2 separate regions of the Homo sapiens genome follow, and region 2 is linked to region 1. The links are chromatin loops, found by intact Hi-C in ENCODE. Cell type or tissue: psoas muscle. All regions are shown on one strand.

What was found. Hi-C counts contacts between places; a loop is a spot of excess contacts. Peaks named below come from ENCODE experiments on the same cell type or tissue, not always from the same donor. Only the 100,000 strongest peaks of a DNase experiment are listed, where the experiment ranks them.
Region 2: a loop joins it to region 1, with 2.2 times the contacts of the local background. A loop is called at or near these places in 2 of 110 quality-filtered maps.

The regions. Positions count from the first base shown.
Region 1 is chr17:69,731,529-69,736,528 of GRCh38, forward strand. The region is part of intron 3 of LINC01483 (long intergenic non-protein coding RNA 1483); the gene reads left to right. Among named protein-coding and RNA genes, the nearest start is that of LINC01483, 140 kb to the left of the region's middle. In psoas muscle, no CTCF peak of the experiment used is centred here; a DNase peak (open chromatin) is centred at 2,273; H3K27ac peaks cover 2,723 bases.
Region 2 is chr17:69,655,015-69,660,014 of GRCh38, forward strand. The region is part of intron 3 of LINC01483 (long intergenic non-protein coding RNA 1483); the gene reads left to right. Among named protein-coding and RNA genes, the nearest start is that of LINC01483, 64 kb to the left of the region's middle. In psoas muscle, no CTCF peak of the experiment used is centred here; no DNase peak of the experiment used is centred here; H3K27ac peaks cover 618 bases.

The DNA.
Region 1 (5,000 bases):
GGAAGAAAACAAAAGGGATATGCCCTCAACTTTGTGGCCTTTATGGTCTAACCTAGGGTAAAGATAGTAAATAAGTGAACTAACCATCCAAAATTGTGATAGACACTTTGAACAAACCCAACAGAGCAGAATGATAGAGAATGGTGTTGGAAACATGGAGAGTCAGGAAAGGGTTTTCTGGTGATATAAAATTTAAGCTGCATCCCAAAGGGGAACTGAGAGGGCGCCAGCCCTGAGAAGATCAGAACCACATCCCAGACAGAGGGAGCAATATTTGTCAAGGTGCTGAGCCTGGAACAATTTTTATGTGTTAGAGGAAATAAAAGGAAAAAAATTCCGTTAGTGGGACCACTGAGAATGAAGAGGTGAGATGCACCTGACTAACTTGGAGAGGTAGGGGAGATGCACCTGACTAACTTGGAGAGGTAGGAGGGATCAGAACCTGCAGGGCCTTTGGGGTCATGGAAAGAAATTTGAATTTTATTTTAGATACAGTAGGAAGTCGCTGAAGTTTTTAAGAAAAAGAGCAACTTAATCCAATTTATATTTTTAAAAGGCTTACTCAACACATGTTGATTGAAAATCTATTTATTTGCCAAGGACTCTGCCAAGTGATATTGTAGCAGAAAAATAACATATGGCTCTGGAGAGGCATCTATAGCATAATAGATTGGAGTGTGTGTGGGGGGAAGAAAGACACATCCATTAGTGACAACATAAGTGTGGTAAGTTACACAACAGACTGTTTTCTGCGTTGCTCACAAAATCTTCCTCCGTGAACCTGTCTGTGGTCTCACTGAAATGACAGCTTTAGCTGGCTAGTACCATGGAACCCAGTTTCCCAGACATAGGCAATTCATCCAGGGTGAGACACTGGTCCAGGCTGGAGCCATTATAGACCAGGAACACATTAGAATCTCCCTTAAACATTAGTTAAACAACACAGAGAATGTAATCATTAATGGTGATCACTGAGCCTTGAAGATGATAAAGCCATGAGGCTATTGTTTATGTTGGACACTGTGCAATCAGAGGTGGTTGGTCAGCTAAAAGAAGAATCAGAAGAGAGGCAGACAGAAAGCAGATGAGAAACAGATCACAATATTTGAAAGGCATATTTAAAAATATAGATTCCTAAGGGGCTTCCCAGTTCCAATCTTTGCAACTCTGTATTCATTTTAGTCTTTGCCTGTGAAATTTCTTACCACACCCTTAAGGGATATCAGTGTCTCTCCCTGCCTCCTCATACTTGAGATGGGTCTACAAAGATTTGTAGGCTTTTCATGGTCAGAGAGGCAGGAGAAGGGTATTCCAGGCAAAAACAATAGTCTATTTAAAGGGACAGAAGCATAAGCATTCTAAAGGCGAGCTACTTCAGAAGGTGGTTTCAGTAAACACTGTATGAAATGTTGGCTGGGAATAAGAAGACCACCAAGCTTGATGACTGAAGCTTAGTGAAGGGAAGTTGAAAAGCTATTTGGAATGAAATCTCCACTTACAAGTCAAATAGTTGATGGTGATGGAAAAAGTATACCTTACTGAATTCTTTAAGTAATATAAAATTCCCGTGGACAATTTTCAGCACCAAACACACTACTTGGCATTTAGCAGGTATTCAGTAAATATTCGAGGTGTGCATATTGTCTTTATTTTTCATTTCCTCCAGTTCACAGCCAGTAGTAAACAAGGGCATATTACAAATTGAGATCCAAGTTGGGTTAAGTACACAGGTAAGCACTGAAACATGCAAGAGTATTTGCAATAAGAAGCTCAAATTCTATTCCACCATGAATAATAAGCTGAATTCCAGTTGGCCAATCTCCATTCCTTCCCAAAAGTGTTGAACTGGTAACCTGCTCACCCTCATTCCTCTTGGAATTTACAGATGTGTGCCGGACAGTGTGGGAAACAGTGTTTTACAGCAGCAATTAGTTTATTCCTGGGGTAAACAGTAGAACTTTAGGGATAATTGCAGCAAGAAATTTGTTCCCTATTGCAGTGTGAATAACCTACAGGCAGCCAGTTGGCTGCTTGCCCTACAAATCCCAAAAAGGACATTGGCAACTGTTTTGCATTTGTGCCCAGTAGGGATTTGCAGATGCACAGTGGGGAGAGGAGAAAAGATGGGCTGTGTTTTTACCAATGTTTGCAAAGCCAAGGATGGCTTTCCAGGACAGGTTAATTCAGAAGCGGGAAATTTGGGTTTGTGTAAGGGGACAGCTTGCTTCTCTTTAAGATGGAAGCTGCAGCTCGAGTGCCAGTTGGCAGCTCCTGAGTCTGCTATAGGGCCAACACACATGCAGGCAGCAGAGTCACTTAATCCCTTTGACTTTGCTATTTCCTGCCTATGACTGTACTAAGCTTGTTGAAGCCTGAAGCAACATGTGACTATGAGATTGTGGGCAGCCAGGAGCCAGTCTTCCACAGCCTTGGACAAACTGACTGTACCACCCTCTACAATTTGCTTCCTAGCCAAGGTTGGCTATTTCCCCAAATTTCTCTTTCAGGTGTGGCATTATAGAGACCATTATTACTGTTGTTGCTGCATTTAAGAGAACACAGACACAATAGTTTCCAGCTTGCTTTTGTACATAGTTTCCCTAAATATGTTACTATCTCCAGTGCAGGCTCCAATTTGAAATGTCATCACAGGCAGCAGCAATGTCACATATTTTTATGGCATTTTCTCTTATGATCGTTGTGTAATTATACTTTAATATTTAGGTGTGGACATTAAGGAAGGGGTTATTTCTGTCATACAGAAGGGAAAAATTACTAGGAAAATACATAAAAAGTTAACTTTGTAGTTGATGTTGGAGATAGTGATTTCTATTACTACAGATCATTTAATCTTTCCTTGTGAGTGGGAGAAGTGCAGTCTTGCTTTATTAATTGCTAATAATTTTCCCATATAAACTCAGAGAACCTCAAAAGTGGTTACTGTGCCTTCTGTATCTCTTGCCTCCTAATTGATTTCCCTGCATCCGTCCCTGGGTCCCTTTCCCCTATCCTCAATCTGTTCTATATACATGGCAATTCTAATCATGACAAGCTTAAATTAATTTAATACTATCCTATTATCTTTGGGATAAAGATCACACGTGCTTCCTGAGGTCAGCCTTCTTAGCATGGCCGAAAAGGTCCTACCTGATTTGGCACCAGTATCATCTCTCAGGCACTCACAAACCCATTCTCCACAATTCAGTCTTTTCTGCTGGTCTTTTCTTCTGATTGTCTAATGCATGTGATTCTTCTTGCCACAAGACCATTGCACATTCCATTCCAGCTTCCTGGAATGCTCTTCCCACTGGTCTCTGTAAAAGTTAACTGCTTCTTATCCTTCAAATCTCAGCTCATGCTTACTCTCTTCCCTAATTTCCAGACTTACTCAGATTACCCTGTCACTCCCTCAAACAGCATCTGTAAATCTCCTTCTTAACTCTGATCACAATCTGTCATCCTACAAGATGACTTTGTAGGATGACTTTGTAGGGAGTACTTAGCTGATGCCTACTTTTCCTCCTCAATAAAGACAAGGACTCTATTTCCAGCACTATCATGACCCTGGTGGAGGAAGACCGTGGTGAACTCTATGCAAAGAAAGCATGAATCAAGTCAAGAAGGAGGTGCCAAATTTAAAGTTAAAAAGAAGCAGAATGAAAAGCAACTGAGGAAAACAATTCTAAAGGGGCTTTAAAGCAAACAAGTCAAGATCAGTATCAATTTTAGTTTGAAGGAGCTGATGGACAAGATGTGAATTTCCAGTGAAGCAGGCTCTGAACTTCATTTTGAAGTTAAAAATTGACTCGGGTTCAGAGACAGCATTAGAGAGGTAGGATCACTCATCTCCAAACAAAGGGCATTTTCTTTTATTTATATATATATATAAAACAGATATATAAATATATTATATATATTTAATAATATATATTTAATATTTATATGATATATATTATATATAATTTATATATTACATATATATTACATATATATACAAATATATATAAAATATATATATATATTACAAGTTATTGGGGTGCAGGTGGTATTTGGTTACATGAGTAAGTTCTTTAGTGGTGATTTGTGAGATTTTGGTGCATCCATCACCCAAGCAGTATATACTGCACTATGTTTGTAGTCTTTTATCCCTCGCCCCATCCCACTCTTCCCCCAAAGTCCATTGTATCATTCTTATGCCTTTGCATCCTCATAGCTTAGCTCCCACATATCAGTGAGGACATACAATGTTTGGTTTTCCATTCCTGAGTTATTTCACTTAGAATAATAGTCTCCAATCTCAGCCAGGTCGCTGTGAATGGCATTAATTCATTCCTTTTTATGGCTGAGTAGTATTCCATCATATAAATATACCACAATTTCTTTATCCACTCGTTGACTGATGGGCATTTGGGTTAGTCTGATGATTTTGTAATTACGAATTGTGCTGCTATAAACATGCATGTGCAAGTATCTTTTTGTATAATGACTTCTTTTCTTCTGGGTAGGCACCCAGTAGTAGGATTGCCAGATCAAATGGTTTTCTACTTTTCATTCTTTAAGGAATCTCCACACTGTTTTCCATAGGGGTAGTACTAGTTTACATTTCCACCAACAGTGTTGAAGTGTTCCCTGTTCACTGCATCCACACCAATATCTACTGTTTTTTGATTTTTTTATTATGCTCATTCTTGCAGGAGTAAGGTGATATTGCATTGTGGTTTTGAGTTGCATTTCCCTGATTATTAGTGATGTTGAGCATTTTTTTATGTTTGTTGGCCATTTGTATATCTTTTTTGAGAATTGTCTATTCATGTTCTTAGCCCACTTTTCAATGGGATTGTTTGTTTTTTTCTTACTAGTTTGTTTGAGTTCATTGTAGATTCTCAATATTAGTCTTTTGTCAGATGTATAGATTGTGATTTTCTCTCACTTTGTGGGTTGTCTGTTTACTCTGCTGACTGTTCCATTTGCCGTGCAAAAGTTCTTTAGTTTAGTTAAGT
Region 2 (5,000 bases), 77 kb before region 1:
GTCATGTGAGTGGTGTGTGGTTTATCTACCAAGTGGCAACATCTCTCACTCTCACTATGTCTGCACTGCTCTGAGGGTAACCTGATCTGTCTTTAATCTACTCTGACCACAGAGCAAATGTTTTAAATAAAATCTCTGCATGAGTGAGTCACTACTCTTCTGGCTTTTGTATGACATACCAAGGACTGATGGTTTACTTTGCCTGAGTAACAAAATTAATATAAGAGAAACATTTTTGTTATGTGGTATCTTAAAAAAAAATACAAAAAGAAGAAAAAGGAGACATATGGACCTGAGCAGTGAAATTTGGATGAAAAAGTTCCACTTGACACGGAGAAAATATTGAAAAAAAATGTAGTAAATGCTTTTTTGGCAGAGAAGGACAAAAAAAATCAGCAGGAAGAAGTAGAAAGAGACACTTTCACTGAACAGCTGCAGTGACTCTAATACCACTTATGTAAGGTCCTAATCTTGAAGCAGCTTATTTATGTTATCATTTAAAATGTGATACATTATCTCAAAAGTTTTTAAATCTATAGGTGCTTGTTTATTTGGTAGAGTCTGCATTACAATGGAGGGACATGCTCGTGTTTTTGTGGGTCCTAGGGAGGCTGGATTAGAGCTGAATGCAGACATTCAGTGGATGTCTTCCTCTGGCTCGGATAGATGAGGTGCTTATGGCATGTACAAGTTTCCATGCTATTTTGCCTGACCCGAAGTATCCACCGTTTGAAGTATCAGCTCGGTTTTCATGGGTTCTGAAGCCCAGACCAAATGTTCTACATCGAATGAAAGGAGTGTGATCTGAAGACGGGCAAAGTGTCCTGGGGTGCCTCAATGATCTCTTATGAGTGAACACTTCATGATGTGTGCAGTATAGCTTGTGTAGCAATTTTAATTTTCCATGAAACGTTTCTGATTACAAAATGAAATGGAACTGTTTTTGACCCAAATCTTTCTTTACCCGAAGAAGACACAACCTATAAAAACAAAGCCACTCTTTCCCAGGTTGGCAAATCTTGCATAAAAATAGTCCCGTGATAAAAATGGCAGACCTAGCTGAGGCCAAAGAGGGAGGTGAACCTTAGCATTCAAGAGAGGACAGGTTTAGAGTTTCCTTCTATCTCTGTAGCTATGACAGTTATTGGCAGTGCGATCTCGGGTGAGTTATTTTTCTGCATAGAGACTCATTTCTCACATCTCAAAGTGGGCTAATTCTGTCTGGTTCCCTCCATACAGTATGGATAACTGCAATTATGTATGCACAATCCTAGCATATTTTTATCATATAATCCATTAATGACTAAGTATGATGTAAGCTGTAGGCTTTTTTTTGGTAGATGATTTTTTTTTGATGATTTTTAGCTTACATAGGGACGTGTCCAATTAGGGATTCAGTAAATGATATTATATTTATTATAAAATATTTGCTGAGAGCATCTTTCAGGAGTCCTTTGTCTCCCTTCTATCTGGTATGATATTCGTATGCAACATTTTATTCTTCAACTCAAAGTGCAGTGTTTGATGCTCTTTCAGTGATAGCTCTACACTTTGTTTCTGAAGCAGGTGCAAAACTTACTGTACAAATTCAGAGGAAAGGTTAGATTATTTTTACAAAAATTTAATTAAATTTGACTCTCAGTTTCTAACTTGCTGGCTTAGCAGGGAATTGACTGTCAATCAAAACTGGGGTTCCTAGGGAGTTGAAGGAAAGTTCCCGGCATCTTAGGCAGTATAGAAAACATTCAAGGGCTAACCCTGGTGTGGGCCCTTGTAGAGGGGCTCTGCTGCTTCTCTGTCTGGGCATTGGCATCTTTGGAAAGATCAGGATTGCTAGTGTTCTGAGTGAAGCCTTCCTAGGTTGATCCATTCAGTCTACTGAGGCCTGGTCATTTTCTAGGAAGCTGAGAGGAAACAGGTTTGGGATCCCTACTAGTCATAGGACTCAAGGATCTCTGTAACATACCTGAGTTTGGGGAACTATACATTTTCCTATTTCTCTCTATTCCTAATACTTCATTTTCTTTAATACTTCTCTCACTTCTTTCACCCTATATGAAATACACTTACTATGATCTACTAAAAAAAAATTTAGGGTTTTGAAGACACAAGCCAAAAAATGAAGTTGTCTTCAGACAACTTCAGACTTCTGCCTTGCAACAGGAACACTGTCAGACAATAGAGCATGAAAGTTTGACTATTTCCTTGCAGGGAGAAATACAGATAAACAAAACACACACTTTTATCATTGCCAATAAACTTGCCACATGCCAATATTGAGGATGATCAAAAGGGGCATTTTGAAAATGTTGGTTTCAATTTACTTTTTACAAATTTAAAATGAGTAGAGACATTCTTTACTTAAGATTGGTAGTGGGTAGTTGGAGAAGATAACTCAGAATGGATTTTTTAAGTAAACTTTTAAATTTTGGAATAGATTTAAATTTACAGAAAAATTGTGAAAGTAGTCCAGATGGTGCCCCTATGTCATGTGCTCAGTTTCCCCTATGATTAATATCATACATTTAGCATGGGACATTTGTCATAACTGATGAACCAATATGTTGATATATTAACTAAAGTCCGTATGTTATTCAGATTTCCCTCATTTTAACCTAGTGATCCTTTTAGCATTCTATCTAGGATATCACATTATACTTACTCATGTCTCCTAGTGCCTCTCTTAGCCGTGACAGTTTCTCAGACTTTTCTTATTTTTTTTAATAGCCTTAACAGTTTTTATTTATTTATTTTAATTTTTAATTTTTTTATTTTTTTTTGAGTCAGAGTCTTGCTCTTGCTCTGTCATCCAGGCTGTAGTGCAGCAGTGCGATCTCGGCTCACTGCAACCTCTGCCTACCAGATTCAAGCAATTCTCGTGCCTCAGCCTCCCGAGTACCTGGGATTACAGGTGTGCACCACCATGCCCGGCTAATTTTTGTATTTTTTAGTAGAGACAGAGTTTCACCATGTTGGCCAGGCTGGTCTTGAATTCCTAGTCTCAAGTGATCCACTTGCCTTGGCCCCCCAAAATGATGGGATCACAGGTGTGACCCATCACATCGGTCCAGCCTTAACAGTTTTGAGGAGTAGTAGTCAGTTTGTAGGGTGCATCCGTATGCAATTTTTATGATGTTTTTTCAGTTATACAGGTGTTACAGATTTTGAGGAGGAAGAACACAGAGGTAAAGGGCTATTCTTATTAAATCATATCAAAGGTACATGGTATTAACATGACATCACTGTTGCTGCTAACTTTGATCACTTGGCTGAGATGAGGTTTATTAGGTTTCTCTACTATAAAGTTATGCTCTCCTTCTCTCCCCACCACAGCCAGCTTTCCTTTCTTTACTGTTTGGAAAGAAGTCAATATATGTAGCTTACACTTATGGGATGGGGAGTTATGGTCTATCTCTTTGAGGGGAAAATTATCTCTTATTCCTTATTTAGTGTGATATTATGATTTATAAAAAGAAATATATATTTGGTCTTCATCCCCATTTTCTGGCATATGGCACCTAAAACTCTTAAAATCCCCTAACTGATGTGTGTTTTTGCATGCTAATGAGATGGTTGATGGCTCGTGGCTCCTGAGGAGCCTCAGGATGGGGGCTAGTTACAGGGAAGGCCAAGCCTGTGATCAGAGGACTGAGGTTTTCTTTTCTTTTCTTTTCTTTTCTTTTTTTCTTTTGAGACGGAGTCTCGCTCTGTGGCCCAGGCTGGAGAGCAGTGGTGTGATCCTGGCTCACTCAACCTCTGCCTCCTGGCTTTAAGCGATCCTCCTGCCTCAGCCTCCTGAGTAGCTGCGATTACAGGAATGCACCACCACGCCCAGCTAATTTCTGTATTTTTAGTAGAGATGGTGTTTTGCCATGTTGGCCAGGCTGGTCTTGAACTTCTGACTTCAGGTGATGCACCCGCCTCGGCCTCTTAAAGTGCTGAGATTACAGGCGTGAGCCACCACACCCAACCAAGGAGGACTGAAATTTTCAACCCTATCTTCTGACCTCCAGATAGAGGTGAGAGGTTGAAGGTTCAGTTGACCACCAGTGGCCAATGATGTAATCAATCATGACTATATAATAAAGCCTCCATAGAAACCCACAAGGATAATTTTCAGAGAGCTTCCAAAATGGTGAGTATGTTAGTGACCAGGTTCAAGATGCCTGTGTGCAGCAAGCCAATTATTGAGATGACAGGTTTTGGAAAAAAGAAAAGATTTTATGCACAAGGCTGCCATGCGAGGAGAAGGGAGAGCAAATCTCATATCTGCTTCCCCAAAGATAGGGTTTTAAAGATATTTTTGGGATAAAGGTGCAAAGTGGTCCAAAACACGGGGAAAGGTGATTGGGGACAAGGAAAAGCAAGGTATGCTTTTCCAGCAGAACCAACCCTTTCTCTTCTTCCTCTTCTTCCTCAGTCTACTCAACATGAAGACTTTTTAAGGAGCCACTTCCACTTAATGAATAGTAAATATATTTTCTCTTCCTTACGATTTTCTACTGGTCTATTTTGCATTGCTATAAAAGAATACCTGAGACTGCATAATTTATGAAGAAAAGTGGTTTATTTGGCTCACAGTTCTGCAGGCAGTACAAGCATGGTAGTTGCATCTGCTTGGCTTCTCGTGAAGCCTCAGGAGTTTACAATAATGGTAGAAGTTGAAGGGGGAGTAGGCATGTCACATGGTAAGAGAGGAAGTGAGAGAGATATAAGTCTTCTTTAAGCAACCAGCTCTTACTTGAACTAATAGAGTGAGAACTCACTCTTCACCAAGGGGATGGCACTAAGCCATTCATAAGGAATCCAGCCTCATGACCCAAACATCTCCCACTAGGCCCACTTGCAACATTGAGGATTACATTTCAGCATGAGATTCGGAGGGCATGAAACATCCAAACTACATCACGAGGTAATTGTTGATGTGCCATGTGTAGTCAAGCATCGTGGTTCTTAATAGAGCATGTGTTCAGAAAATGGTGGCATTAGCATGTTCCAAG